2 separate regions of the Mus musculus genome follow, and region 2 is linked to region 1. The links are chromatin loops, found by intact Hi-C in ENCODE. Cell type or tissue: left cerebral cortex. All regions are shown on one strand.

Region 1 (8,000 bases):
GAAGTCAGCAGAGAAGGATGTTAATCATTAACTTGGCTTTCCAACATAAATCAATTGGAATATTTGATCTGAGTTTGGATTATCCCTCAGAATAAGGAGAAACAGGTGTATACACGACTGAATATGCAAACCTCACAGCACACAAAGGCAAGGGCAATAATTTTTGCCATTTTTAATTTAACCTGTCTTCTTAAAGCTAACAAACTTCTTTTTTTTTATTAGATATTTCCTTTATATACATTTCAAATGCTAGCCCGAAAGTTCCCTATACCCTCCCCCGGCCCTGCTTCCCTACCCTGCTCCCTTACCCACCCACTCCCACTTCTTGGCCCTGGCGTTCCTCTGTACTGGGGCATATAACGTTTGCAAGACCAAGGGGCCTCTCTTCCCAATGATGGCCAACTAGGCCATCTTCTGCTACATATGCAGCTAGAGACACGAGCTCTGGGGGTACTGGTTAGTTCATATTGATGTTCCACCTATAGGGTTGCAGACCCCTTCAGCTCCTTGGGTGCTTTCTCTAGTTTCTCCATTGGGGACCCTGTGTTCCATCTTATAGCTGACTGTGAGCATCCACTTCTGTATTTGTCAGGCACTGGCATAGCCTCATACGAGACAGCTGTAACTGGGTCCCTTCAGCAAAATCTTGCTGGCATATGCATATGCAATAGTGTCTGAGTTTGATGGCTGATTATGGGATGGATCCCTGGGTGGGATAGTCTCTGGATAGTCCATCCTTTCATCTTAGCTCCAAACTTTGTCTCTGTAACTCCTTTCATGGACAACAAAGTCCCTATTCTAAGGAGGAATGAAGTATCCACCCATTGGTCTTCCCTCTTCTTGATTTTCTTGTACTAACAAACTTCTAAACAACATTCTATGCGGTTTCCTATGGCTTTCGTATGGCTTTGCTCATCTATGACTTGACTTGTTTGTGACACACTGTCAAATAATGAAGACCCCCACCCCAGAAATGGAAATATTCAGTGAGAGAGAGAGAGAGAGAGAGAGAGAGAGAGAACATGAAATGAGAAAAGTATTCTTTGCTTTCAGTGAGAGTCCTTACAAAGACAGGACAACATAAGTGGACAAAGGCCTACGAAAAGGTTGAAGAACTCACTCAGTCTCTGCGAATACAGAGTCACCTCCTTAGGCTCTTTCTTGTCCAACCCTCACTCTATTATGCCTTTTTTTTTCCTTGAGAGAGATAATGCAAACAGAAGAGTAATGTGTATTCCAAGAAAAGCTTCAAAAGTGGTTTAAAAACCAAAAATAAACAAAGAAACAAAACCATTGAGCAGAGATCTGGCTTTCCCAGCCTGAGGGAAGTTATAAGCACTAACTGCTTTCATACCTCTTTCGATTTCAGGATTTCAATTCCAAACATCTAGAGACAGAGGAACAGCCCAGAAACAAGAAATAAGGGTGTGATGTAACTTTTGTGAACAGCATAGGTATTGAAACCCATATGGATAGATGGTGAAGCGTGGAGCCATGCTATTCAAACTAAGCACCAGCTAGGACATTTGATGCACATTAAAGTCTCAGAAGCACTGGCTAAGACAACTAGCAACTAAAGAAAAGAAAACAGAGGCAAACATAATACAAGGAACTGAAGAGTAACAGGGTGAGCCCTGTGACTTAAGAGAAAAAGCAGGAAGGAGATCACACTGGGCTAGGAGGCTGCATAAAATGAAGACTATGTAAAGTTTAGGAATTGTAAATAAGTATATAGACAACTAAAGAAAAACTGATAAATCAGACTTTATGAAAAAAATCAGGATTAGCAGTAAAACGGCAGGTGAGAGAAAACATCTGAGATATATATATGCATGCACATGTCTCATGTGTGTATGTGTGTGTATGTATGCATGTATGTATGTGTCTTATCGTGTAACTCTGGCTGGCTTTGAACTCACTATGTAGACCAGGCTGATACTGAACTCACAGAGATCTGCTTGCTTCTATCTCCCCAGTGCTGGGACTAAAGATATGTACAACCACACCATCTACACCATATTTTTATCACAAGTTAATATCCAGAACACATACAGAACCCCTGAAACTCAACAAGACAATAAACAATCTGATGTTAAAATGTGCAAAGAATTTGAGTAGACTTTTACCCAAATAAGATGAACAAATGGCCAGTGAGCTCATGAGAAGTTGTTAGTAACCCAAAACACAGTGGGTGCCATCAAACACCCATGAGGACAACTTCTGTATTTAAAAGCAACGGCCCAGAAAATACCAAATACTGGTGAGGATGTGGAGAGACTGGACACCTTCCTTGCTGTTGATGGGAGTTCACTAAAGACAAACTTAGAAAATATGAAGGTAAGAACAGCCTTAGAGGCTGCACCCTATACTCTATGGAGAACTAGAGTCTGCACCTCTCTTGAGTTTGCTCAGAGCAGCCCAGGGCAACAATGGACAGGCTTCCTGGACCTGGCCACCACTTCACCTCGAGCTATTATTATTCTGTTTTATATTAAAAAGAAAAGGCTTGTAACCATTGATTCCAACACCCACAGATTCACAGACACTAAGATAAAGAAAGTGGATTATGCTATGTACAGAGCGAGTGAGTCACAGGGCAGAAACCCAAATCCAGTGTTGCTGACTCCTGCTGCAATGCTTTTCCTCTGCATGATTCTCCTAGTCCAAATTTGCTTTGAAAACTCTTTGTCACGTACTGAGGACCGTGTGAATCAGAAAGGAAATGCAAGGTCCAAAAGAGGAAGAACAGAGCAAAAATGTCCCTGCAGTGAATTATGGAGAGTAGAAATATTCATATGAGGAAAGACTATGATATTAATAGCTCTGTAATGAACCACTATAAATGTTGGACTTAGCAGAGATCTTGAGTAGGTGGATTTGCTAGAACTTTACTAATTATAGAAATGCTGATGCCAGATTTAGAAGTATAAATTGAGTTAGGAGTTCTCATTGGCCTGGATTACTAAAGAATGTTCCTCTCATTTCTAAGCTAATAGGGGCTTGAGATAGATCAATTGATGAACATTTGCAGCTTTGTGCTTATAAAGAAATTCTGAAGAGAAATTGTGACATTTCACGATGCATAACTGATGATAAAAGTAGCAAAGCATTCTTTCAAGTCATAATTCTCCAGGGAAGTTATTAACAGCTTAACGTTTCTAATTCACGCCAGAGTGTGGATTCAAGTTTCTGAGTGAACAAAAGTTTTTACTAAGTAGATATCAAAGAATGAAATTAGGCCAGCAGAAGAGGGGAAGCCCTTATTTGGGTTTCTTGACTCTGTTATTTAATCACATATGGGTAAGGACACAAGAAAATATGCATAGCAATCCAGCTCTCAAAAACTACTAAGAAATGAAACGTGTTAAAATGATAGCAACAGCAACAAACAAGGACAAAAGCAACTTCCCCAAACCTCACCAGAACATCCCAGGCTTTCCCCCATGGAGAGACAGACACACTGCCACAAGCAGGAAGCAAACAAGTAAATGAATGCTAGGTGATCCTGTTGCAGTGAGTATGTGCTTAAATGGAAGGGCAAGGCAGGGATGCTAGCAAAGGGTTGAAGCTGGGGGCTTCAGGAGGCATCAAGGAGGAAGTGATGCAGTGTTGCATGGAGTCAAAAAGGGTAGGAGATTAGAAAGACAGATGCTGAGGCACATACAGGCACAATACTATTCAGGAAGGCTGAAGCACCGGATATTGGGGGAAACTGAAAGAGATGAAGCTGAACAAGTTTAAGAACTAGATCATAAATAACCTTGATGCATCTCAGTTAAGAAACTGGGTTTTTTTTTTTTTTTCAGGGTGATGAGAAAGGAATGACAGAGTAGATACTGATATTAATGGAGTACTTATTGAATCTGGAGACCTTCAGAAACCTGAATACCTTCAGAAGGTTGGAGTGAGGACAGCATGACTGACCTGAGGTGAAGAGGGAGCACTACAGTGGTGCAGAGCATCGAGGACTACACAGAAGGGCATTCTGGCTTCTTTGGTCAACTTAACACAAATTATAGTCACCTAGGAAGAGGAACCTCAACTGAGTAATTGCCTAGATCAGATTGGCCTTGGAGTGTCTGTGGGACTTTTAAACTCATTAATTCAATTAGTTAGTTAGTTAGTTAGTTTTATAACATCCTAACTGTAGGTTCCCCTCCTTCCTCTCTTCCTTTTCTCAGTTCCTTCCCCAACCCACTTCTCCTCTTCCTTTTCTCTTCAGAAAAAGGCAGGCCTCCTTCAACCAGCCCGCTCTATGACTAGGCACCTCCTCTCCTATTAAGGCTAGATGAGGCAACCAGTAGGAGGAAAGAGCTCCTGAAGGTAGAAAGAGTCAGAGACAGCCCCTGCTTCCACTGCTGGGCTTTTACATTTTATTTTATTTTATTTTATTATTTTTGATATATGGTTGATGTAGGAAGATGCATCCTAAGGTGGCCATTCCTATAGCCTGAACAGATGGTCCCGGACTGTCTAAGGGAAGCTGGACAAGCCAATAAGAAGCATCCTTCCATAGTCTGTTTCAGTTCCCATGGTCAGGTTCCTGCTTTGAGTTTCTGCTTTGGCTTCCTTTGATGACAAGCTGTAACGTTTCAGATGAAATAAACTGTTTACACTCCAAGCTATTTGATCACAGCAACAGAGGTAAATCTGAATAAAGGGTAATTTGGTCCATGTCAGACTTCAAGCATAATGGGGAACATACTCACTCATGGGGGGAGGCAGAAGAAGCAACAATGCAAGACAGGTTCCATATCAACGGATATATAATTAAAATAAATAATACCTACATGTTTTATTATAGTAACACACTAAGATAATGAGAATCATATTTAATGCATTCAGAGGAAAAGAGAAACTGTGCCCCTGCACTGAACTGAAATTAGAAGCATCAGTTATGTACGTGTCTGTTAATACAGACAAAGACAGAATACAAAAGAACTTAGCACAAAATATACACAAATCAAAAGGTGAAGTAACTTTGTAGTGAAAACACGATAGACAGCACACTCATCAGCTTTCTACTGCTGTGAGAAAACAACAGGAGGGAGGCGGCATGAAGGAAGTTTAGTCTGGACCATGGACCAGCATTTCTAGACTGGGATTGCTTGAGCCAAGGCAACATAATCAGCATTTTCAGGAACATGTGATGAAAAAGATCTGTTTATCCCATGATGGTGGGGGAGAGGCAGAAAGAGAGGAGGGGAGAGAGAGTAGCAGAAGGAAGATGAGGAAGAGGAACTGGGGTCCCAATAATCCTGCCTCCTACATTCTGAGAGTACTGTGGGTTGGGGACCAAGCCTTTGCATGTGGGCCATTGAGGGATGCTTAAGATCCAAATTATGGTAGACAGAATCTCAAACAAGCGATGAGCACAACCTCAGCCAAGTGGCTATAGAAAGGATATGTCACCTGAGAGGAGGCGAAAGGGAAGTACAGCTCATTTCTGTGATGTCCTGTCATGAAATCCAGTCATGATAGAATATCAGACAGACCCAAAGCTTCACACACACACACACACACACACACACACACACACACACACACACACAGTTAAATGTTGTGAATGCCAAAGGAAAACTAAAGTTCTATTACAGGCTGAAGAAACACATAGCTGAAGATATCACACAATGTCAACATGAATTATTCTGCTATCAAGAACTCACTAGGTGACTTGGTGAAATTTGAATGGATCTTAAAACTGGATGGTAGTAATGAACCAATGTTAACTTCCTGAACTGCATATACAATTACTGGGAGGCTCTCACTTGTAAGAAGTATGTATCAAAGCATAAGGAGCTTGTGTCCATCATGACAAACACTTATTTTCAAATGGCCAAAGAACAGACATGCTGTAATATCTATATTTTGTAGTAAATTAGATATAGCTTTAACTTTAAAAAATTAAAAAAATATATAAATGCACCAGGAAAACAGAAAAGATCATACATTTTGAAAACAGAAACTCAGGGACAGGCATTGTGGCACATGCCTAAACTTCCAGCATTCAGATGGCTGAGGCAGGAAGACAGTGAATGGGCCAGCTGTGACATCTAACAGGACTTTATCTTTAAAAAACCAAACCAAGCAAACAAAAACACAGAAATACATTAACAAATGTACAGAATGTTTATATTCAATTGCATACCAAGACTTGTGTACATATATGGGCTTAATAATTCTCTCAAATATTGCTGTTTTTCTCTAATCGGAATCTTATCAAGTTTTATCACAGCAATCTACCAGGGTAGACAGCTTTTCTCCGATCACAGAGTTAAGGTTTCATATCTAAAATAGCCAAATCTGTACTAGCAATGCTTCTCTTGGGAGTTGCCTCATACGGCTCATTTCTATCTGGGTGCTATGCATCATGATGAGACATAATCCCCAACAAGCCATCAAGATAGATACAATTATCACCTGCTTTGTGCAGGCCTAGACATTTCTCAAAGATACTACACAAAATGCCTGGAGCCTCCAACTCTGTATTAGCAGGGAGGGCACCTGGAGACAATTCTACCCTCAGGACTCTGGCCCATGCTTTCCCATCACAATCTAGGGCTTTACTGGGTACGAGACATCACATTGCTCACTGAGACAGAGACAAATATGAGTGAAACGAGTTCTCAGAGAACAAACTGTTTCAGTCTTTTCTTTCTAGTGTGTGGTCTTCTCTCTCAGCATGACTCTCTAGACATTGGGTAACCTAGGTCAGCGCTTCTCTATTGTTTATTCTCTCACTGGAGAAAAACCCCTTGTACTGGCTAGTTTTGTGTCAACTCGACACAAGCTGGAGTTATCACAGAGAAAGGAGCTTCAGTTGAGGAAATGCCTCCATGAGATCCAACTGTAAGGCATTTTCTCAATTAGTGATCAAGGGGGAAAGGCCCCTTGTGGGTGGGACCATCTCTGGGCTGGTAGTCTTGATTTTAAAGAGAGCAGGCTGAGCAAGCCAGTAAAGAACATCCCTCCATGGCCTCTGCATCAGCTCCTGCTTTCTGACCTGCTTGAGTTCCAATCCTGACTTCCTTGGTGATGAACAGCAGTATGGAAGTGTAAGCCCAATAAACCCTGACCTCCCCAACTTGCTTCTTGGTCATGATGCTTTGTCCAGGAATAGAAACCCTGACTAAGACACCCCTGAAGCCTGAAGCTCTACAAATGTGTCTTAGAATGCAAAGGTGAAAAAGGCTTTCTTAATGTACTGGGCTCGATGAGTTTATGAAGTCTGTGACCTATGACCTGTCTGATCAGCTAAATATGCAAAGAACAACCCACACAAGAGGAGCATGGTGCTAAATATAGCTACTTAAAAATGATCTGGTATTAGCTAAGACGAAGATCGCCGGGCAGTGGTGGGGATCCCAGACCTTGGGAGGCAGAGGCAGGTGGATTTCTGAGTTCAAGGCCAGCCTGGTCTACAAAGTGAGTTCCAGGGCAGCCACTGCTACACAGAGGAACCCTGTCTTGAAAAGCCAAAAAAAAAAAAAAAAAAAAAAAAAAAACCAAAAAAAGAAAAGATCATGCTAGGAAATATTAGGAGCTCCAGAATGGTGGTGACCTTCTGACCCTCAGGTTTCACTTGGGCAAATCTCCTAGGAAGCTCTCAGAAATCACAGCCAGGTCCTGCTATGGGCCTGGAGAAGCAACGAGGCTTTGAATGTGTCTATCTGTGAAGACGCTAACACTCTTCCCATCTACGTGATGATGTGAAACCCAGATGCCAGACAAGAGCAGAGGGAGAGGAATGGAACGGCACCTCACTGAATCAGCAATTCCTCAATCACACTCATAATACAGAACAGGACACATTTAGCATTCCTTCCATAATTCTTATTTGTCCATTAAAAACACTGGCTGTAAAATCTTCCTGAACTTTTGAGAAGTATACATATAGTGGGTAAACTTTCACAAAAAAGCCATAATCTAAAATGAGAGACATGATATAAGAACTACAGAATTACTTTCAAGGTTCTATTGGGGGAAAGAATATCCCCAAA
Region 2 (8,000 bases), 180 kb after region 1:
GGGCTCACCAGTCTAGCCAAAACCGTGAAGCCCAAAGTCAGTGAGAGACCCTCTCTCTAATCTAAGGTCAAGGACGATAGAGGAAGATACTCAACACTATCCTCTCTCCAAATCATGTACACACACACATATATATGCATACTCTATACACAGACATACCATGTACACACATGCACACAAATCATAGGGGTTAAATACAGCTAAATCTGGGGGATAAAGGTACTTGACACTTAAATTATAAAAACATAGGGCAGAGATTTATGCGTGTCCAGATATTAAGCAACAAAGACAAATTGAATCTTTTCAGTCTTTGATTTTCTGGCACTGCGAAGTCTTTACACTTGATAATACAAAAGCAATAAATCACACGTATGTGATTTGGATGTTCACGGAGCTGCAGGAGAGTGTGCACGAACTCCTAATAGGTGAAAGCTACTGCTTTAGAGGTGAATAAGTCAATTCAAATGACTACTGTCTCTCTCCATCTGAAAGATTAATCCCACAATGAAAGCAAATTCATTCCCATCCAGGTACAATTATGAGTACCTGCTGTTCTGGTTTCTAAGCACTGTGCCACATAAGAATTTATAAGCTCTGCTAAACTGAATGTTTGCTTTATCATTGTAGTTACACACACACACACACACACACACACAGTGACACCATGATGCCCCCCCCCGAAATATTTGTGAGGTGCTTAAGCTTTACACAGTATACTTTAGTCTCTACATGGTTGTCTTCTGACTCTTGGGAGCTGGCCTCCCCATACATTCTAATACATCTAACATGAGCAAATGTCTCCTTTCCTATATATAGTATCTATCATAAAAATACATATATCTTATAGCATGGCATGACTTATAAGTCACTTCCATATGCAGCCTTGCCATTCATCTTCACAGTCTGGTATAAGGCATGTTTCTAATTCCCACATTCCAGGTGACTTGGGTAACTGTTTCTGGACAGTAGGCTCACCCACACTATCACTTTGAAGACTTTTCTAAACTCCACAGTCCTGCCTGATGTCTGCCCACTATGTCACAGTTCCTGGAGGGGGATGCTCATTTACTTCACATTCAAAACACACAGAGTCATCTGAGAAGCAAGCAGAAGGATATCTTATGACAAAAAAAAAAAAAAAAAAACTGTTCCATGGTTTGTTTTTTTCCTCAGAGTATCTAATTTACACCAAATTTCTCCAAGAAAGAGAAATCAAACTAACACCTCACACATGATCTCTGTTACTCACCTCTCTGCACAAACATCCACTCCCCCCCCACACACACACACAGTTTCTTAATGAATACTGTTTCCATTTTGTAAATACAAAAGCTAAAGACCAGCCAAATCAAGTTACTTATTTAATGTCACATAAAGAACAAACAGAAGGACTGAAATTCAGGTCCAGAGCTCTCTCAAATTCCACTATTCCTATCCTCTTCTCAAGCATTAATTACAATGGCCACTAAAGAAAGCACCAAGGTGAATTTTTAAAGCATACACTTCGGTAAATATAAAGACAAAGTCACGAATTTATACACATGATTGCTTTACAGCTAGACACCAACTAGGCTCCTGCTGATCCAGTGTTGGTACTAGCCTGAATGATTCACTAATTAAATGCCAAAGGAAACAACCTTCTCCAGACGCCAAACCACACTAGTGATTATGAAAACCCATTCCACTTCAGCAACTGTCAAGACGTTAGGATCACACCTGAGGGAATGGATTTCTGTCTTTATCTCCAGAACAGCAGCTATAATACAAGTTTTTGACAGTGCAAGGTTTTGTGCAGCTTCAAGATGTTTCAGTAAGTGTGACTTCACTAACAAATGAAAGTTAAAAAAAAAAAAAACTATACTGACTCCAAAATCAGGAATTTGAAGAGAAAAAAAAAAAAAAAGATGATTCTTTGGTACAATATGCAGGGATATGGATTAGAAACACACACCTCTCCTTTACATATGGCACCATTATAACTGATTCCAGAGAAGCAGGAAATTTTGGTGACCTGCCTCTCTTGAATGCTTGTTTTGCAATTTGTATTTCCTGATTTTGATGTATTGCAGACGGAAGATGCAAATATATAATTTTTATAAAAAAATCTGCTGCCGCAAGATAAGGTCACATGAGGTCTTTTAGTGGGCAGGCTGTCTGGGGAACACAAAGACGTATAAAGCACCATCTAGGCTCTCGCAATTAGGAGAGGATGACAAACACGGAAACATGTGCCCCCGTTGACGTCATGGAACGGAAAGGGGTGGCCTCCTGCTGCATCACGTCCACGTCATATGGCGCACGAGGGAAGTTACTGTGGGGGAGCAATTTCTCCACTGGGCAACATCAGGGAGGGGCGGGGAGAGCGAATTGGTTCCGATCCAAAGAATGTCCACCCATTCTGAGGAGAATCTAAAGGGATCCAACCCTTTCTCCCAAATTGTATGATGCCCTCATCAAGTGCAAAAAGAGGCGGGCTTCATCAGAAACCAGGACTGAACGAGATACGTGGAGAAAGAGAAGCCTCAGATCTTGGGGGCGGCTCTTGAGGGAATCCGCGTGCTGTGGGGCGAGCGGGGCATCTTTGGAACGCGGGCCTTCTCTTGAAGAGGCTAGCTCTCTGGCCATACTCAAACATGGCTCTCTGCGCCACCTGTGCGACTGAGATCCAACCTCCCCGCACCAGCCCGGGTCCAGGTACCTGGAACTTAAGTCCGATCAGTAACCGGCGACTAGACGGGGTACAGGTTACCCGAGCGCGCCCCCGACCGACGCACCGACCTGCGCGCGAACCGCGGGCCGGATGCGTGCGCGCTCCCCCGGACGTCCCGCCCTCTCCGGAGCCGGCCGGGCGTGCGCGTCCCCGCGCCGAGAAGCCGGAAGCTGAGGAAGGCGACCGGGTAGCGCCTGAAGGTTCCCGGGAGCTCTGGCCTAGTGCTTGGCGCGCTCTGTCATTCTCGCCGTGGCGGCCGGGCCCTGTGCTTGTGAGGCGGGGCAGGAACACCGGTCCCAGAGGGATCAGGACTAGCCAAAGGCCGGAGAGATTTCGGGCATTTGGGAGGGCGACCGGCACAGGCGGGTGGAACGCCCGCGTCGTTAAGGAGGACGGGGCGGCGTCCCTGGTTACGGGGTCAGGCAAAGGGCAAAGGGCAGCGTCAGGGTTGAGCAGGATTAGTAATGGCGGCGTGTGGGGAGCCCGGGAGGCCCTGGCAGGAGGAGGAGGCAGCAGCGGTGGTAGTGGTGGGTTCCTGCATGACCGACCTGGTCAGGTTAGTGCGGGGCCGCAGCGCAAGGTCTCGGGAGGGCGAGCCACACTGTGGATGCCCGGGCCTCGGATCGGTGGGCACCCACCATTGGAACTTTCCTGAAAGCTTCAGGTTTCCAAGCACGACTTCTGAGGTGAAAAGGCAGAATTCAAGTTTGTGGAGGTCAATGACAGAGGAAGGGACAGGGATGGGGGGTGGGGGGACTGAATGAAAGCTTTGATAGACACCCCCACCTACGGGCGCCCCCAAACACCTGCACCTGTTTCCTTGGCCAGGCTGCCCCATGACATTTTAACCTCTGAGAACATGATGTACCTACTTCACAGGGTTGAGAGCACAAGAAGTGTTTTGTCCACCAGACCCAACTGGGTATTACTGGATTGAACACGTGAAAGAAGGCACTGAGGCAAACACCTTTTCACTCATGTTGGCATTCCTGCAGTGTTCCATATTTACAGTTTACTTTTATGTGGAAATGTAACCATGGGCCAACCTTTGTGGTGAACCTAAGTGTGAATTCAAAATTTAAAACACACACACACACACACAAACATGACAATTACAGCCACTAAAAACCTGACCAAATAGTGCTAAATGAGAATAGTTGAGTTAGGTCAGAGAGGTTGTAGGGAAGATCCTTCTGCTTTGTCGTCTGTTTTTATGAAAACAGCTTTCCAAGCAGATAAGCAATATACATTGTAGAAAAAAAAATAGTTCAGGTATTCCAAAAAACTCAGGCCATATAATTCTGTTTATGTTAATAACCATATTTCCCAGCAACTTAGTGTCATCGGTCCCTAAACTATTTTTCCAAAAGATAGCAGAGAACTTTGAAATAAGGCCTTGGGGTAATCAAAACAACCAAACCCTTTCACCAAACTACCTATATCTACTTTAAAAACAGCTCCAGGGGCCTCATATATCTAACTTAATCTTGCTTAAAACATTATAAATTGTTATCAGATTCATCAAGATGGCTATGAGGTAAAGGTGCTTGACTAAAGCCTAATGCCCTTCAGTTCCTGGAGCCCAGTATGGTGGAAGGACACTACATATGTGATGCATGAGTGTGTACACAATAGATAGATAGATAGATAGATAGATAGATAGAATAAATAAGTCTATGCTTTCAAATTACCAAACACAACAGAAAAGATGGAATTAAAAAGGAGACTGGGGCCGGGCGTGGTGATGCACGCCTTTAATCCCAGCACTTGGGAGGCAGAGGCAGGCGGATTTCTGAGTTCCAGGCCAGCCTGGTCTACAAAGTAAGCTCCAGGACAGCCAGGGCTACACAGAGAAACCCTGTCTCGAAAAAAACAAAAAAAAAAAAAGAAAAAGAAAAGAAAGAAAGAAAAAGGAGACTGGGAGAGGCAAGTTAATTGACAAAAACCCTGATATGTTGTAGGGACTACAGAAATGGCCTCAACAGTTAAGAGCATTGGATAAAAACCACCTGTAACTCCCATCTAAAGGGTCCCACACCTCCAAGTGCATTGCTTTCCTACACACAGAGTTAAAAGTAAAAAAATGATTTTTTTAAATGAAGCAATAACAGAAGAGCTACAAATAATTAAAGTTTATATAATTTTGTGTGTGGTGCTAGATATTGAACTCAGGTCCGTTGCATGGCTAGTAAATACTTTACTACTAAACTACACTTATAGCTTTTAATTTTATTATTTGAGACAGAATCTCACTAAGTTCCCCATGCTGAACTTGTACCATGTAAGTTAGGCACTTGACCATGCTATCTTGCTGTAGCTGGGATTACAGGCTTACAGCCCCAAGTCTGTCTCTAAATTCTAAATTTTCCTTTTTCAGAAATGTTTGAGCTGCTACCTTGTCCTAAGTTACGCTGAGGCAGGCATGATTTTCTGTACTGGAAGACAATATAGCTGGAGACCTTTGGTGAGGAGGCTTATGTGTATTTTTCTAGGGGAAGATGTCAGCACATCTTTCTGTAAAGCTCCAGATAGTAAAGATTTAAGTTTGGCAGGTCACATTTGGAAGTGTGAAAAGTCCTTTGTCTTCATTAGGATTTTATTGCTGTGAACAGACACCATGACCAAGGCAACTCTTATAAAGGACAACATTTATTTGGGGCTGGCTTACAGTTCAGAGGTTCAGTCCATTATCATCAAGGAGGGAGCATGGCAGCATCCAGACAGCATGGTGCAGGAGGTGCTGAGAGTTCTACAGTTTCCTCTGAAGGCTGCTAGCAGAATACTGACTTCCAGGCAGCTAGGATAAGGGTCTTAAAGCCCACACCCACAGTGACACACCTACTTCAACAGGGCCACCTTGTAATCATGCCACTCCCTAGGCCGAGCATATGCAAAGGGTCTCGTCATTCTGATCTCCCAGATAAGGAATGCTGCAGACTAACCTGTCCATAAGTCCCTGTGTGTAGGCTGTCTCCAGTCCATCCTAACTAACTTAATCCCAGTGGCAGTTCTTGAAGAAAAGGTAGAATGTGGTGTTTGTTTTAGATCAAAGTAGGGAATGCGGTGGCTGAGCAGATGGATGAGCACTGACTGCTCTTCCAGAGGTTCTGAGTTCAATTCCCAGCAACCACATGGTGGCTCACAACCATCTGAAGTGGGATTCGATGCCCTCTTCTGCTGTGACTGAAGACAGCGACAGCGTAGTATACTCACATATATAAAATAAATCTTTTTTTAAAACACAGGGAGAATATTTCACTTTAGAAATAGTTCCATCAAGAACATACAAAGTTAGGGGTTGTTACTCAGTTGTCAGGTACATGTTCAGCATGGGCCAAGTCCTGGGCTCAGTCCACCACCTTCTGAGAAGCTTAACCATCACACACTAAAGACAGCCTAATGTCTCTTAAGGTGGTTAGTCTTCAGACTTCAGGGGATGAGGGATACCCAGAGGCAAAGGCTAATTTTATGATGTCAGAATTTTAAAATTTCAGAAGTAGAGAAATTTTACGGGCTATTAATCCTAGCCCCTCAGTTTATAGATAAGTAAGCCAGGGCCTAGAAACTTACATTATGGATAAATGTCCTAATTTCCCTTGTCATTTTCTTATAAAATATTTGAGTTAATATTTTTCATATGAGTCACTAATTAAAAACTCTTCCCTAGACTACTAATTTCCATAGATTTTTCTTAAAAAGTTTTCATGATCTGTTTGGGTTTTTTTATATATATACCTTGTTTTTATTCAGAACCCTGAATAAAATTGGTCTGGCTTTGTTTGTAAAATATGTGTCATGGTTATATTAGTTTCCTACTACTGCTGAAACAATTTGCCATAGATTTGATTGCCTTAATATTATTATAGCTCTGGAGGTCATAAGTCTTGCTTAGTAATCACTAAACTAAAATCAAGGAGTCAGTAGGTGAGGTTCCTTTCTGGGAGATGTTTTCTTAATGTTTATAGCTTCTCTGTTACTTTTTTAGTCAGGTCCCCTTCATCTTAGTAGCAAACAGTAGTTGGTTAAGTCTTTCTCACATAGCATCAGCCTAACTCATTCCATGTGCACTATAAGAACCCTTGTATTACACTGATCCCAGCTAAATAACTCAAGATAATCTCCTTCTCTTATTATATCTTATTGGCTATTCACTACCTAAGTTCTCCTTTGCTGTATACAAGATATTTCTAAATTGGAGAGATTACGGTATGCATCTTTTAAGAGCATTTTACTCACACTGTATATCAGCATCAAATAACCTTACACTATCACTTAGGGAACCTTTGGATCTTTTCAGTCCACCCTCACTCACATTTGCATATGAGGTGACCAAGAGCTTAAACAGGTCACTTCTGATCACACAGCCAGTCAAAGGCAAAATGAAGGCTGAAACCCAGAAGGCCCAGACTTTGTTTCCTTCCTATCATTCTCTCTAAGAGACCAATACTAGTGCCTTTTTGTGTAAATTCCATGTGGAAATTTGTAGTCTCTGTATATTCACTGTTTATCTTGGACACTGGTAAAGAATAACTAAAGATCTTCAAATCTAAAAGTAGCATCTTCATTACTCCATTACTCTCATTGTATTCCTGCATTTAATGTAGCCAGCCTAGACATCATGCCTGTACTATAGAATTACTTTAGAAGTAAATGCTTCACTAAGCCTTTTTGGAAGGCATCCAAGTCCAACTCACTTTATATACTGCTGAGTGCCAGACACTGATAATTCAATCAATGAGCCTTTTTTTTAATTTTAGTTTTCTATGTGTAGTAAGCTCCATGTAGTAATAATTCTTAAAACTCCTTCATTCATCCAGCTGACATTTTGTAATGCCCATCTGTGTTTATCATTATCCTGTCTAAAGTTTCATGAGGTTTCATGTTGTATCAAGCATGATGGCACATGCCTGGAATCCAGCACTTGGGAAATGGGAGAAAGAAAGAAAAAAAGAAAGAAAAAAAACCGACAGCAGGGTCATCCTCAGCCACACAAGGAGTTTAAAGCCAGTCTGTGCTACACGAAACCCTCCCTGTCTTTAAAAACGGTTTCATGTTACAACGAAAAGAGAAATCAAATCTGGTCTAAGGAAAGATATGAAAATACATGATTCTTTTTTATATGTTCAGTTTACAGATCTGCATTAATTATACTTTAAGTCCTTATTTTTTATAGCATGTATATCACCCGTTCTTTTCGGTCATTCAACTCATTTTTATTGGATTTACACTATGTATCAGTTTCTGCCCTAGTTAGAAAAGATACACAGACAAAAATTTCTGCTTTGTAAAG

Evidence for each region. Hi-C counts contacts between places; a loop is a spot of excess contacts. Peaks named below come from ENCODE experiments on the same cell type or tissue, not always from the same donor. Only the 100,000 strongest peaks of a DNase experiment are listed, where the experiment ranks them.
Region 2: it touches region 1 in a loop (2.6-fold over the local background); 7 of 42 quality-filtered maps call a loop at or near these places.

What each region holds. Positions count from the first base shown.
Region 1 is chr5:31,877,170-31,885,169 of GRCm38, reverse strand. The region is part of intron 6 of Babam2 (BRISC and BRCA1 A complex member 2); the gene reads right to left. Among named protein-coding and RNA genes, the nearest start is that of Gm52770, 120 kb to the left of the region's middle. In left cerebral cortex, no CTCF peak of the experiment used is centred here; DNase peaks (open chromatin) are centred at 2,652, 3,042 and 3,410; H3K27ac peaks cover 1,416 bases.
Region 2 is chr5:31,692,776-31,700,775 of GRCm38, reverse strand. It overlaps Rbks (ribokinase), which reads left to right and starts at 3,166. Exons shown (of 8, transcript NM_153196.1): 1 at 3,166-3,266. The coding sequence starts at 3,175. Babam2 (BRISC and BRCA1 A complex member 2) reads right to left here and starts at 2,726. Exons shown (of 12, transcript NM_144541.1): 1 at 2,699-2,726. In left cerebral cortex, no CTCF peak of the experiment used is centred here; DNase peaks (open chromatin) are centred at 2,297, 2,577, 2,783 and 3,098; H3K4me3 peaks cover 1,895 bases; H3K27ac peaks cover 1,740 bases.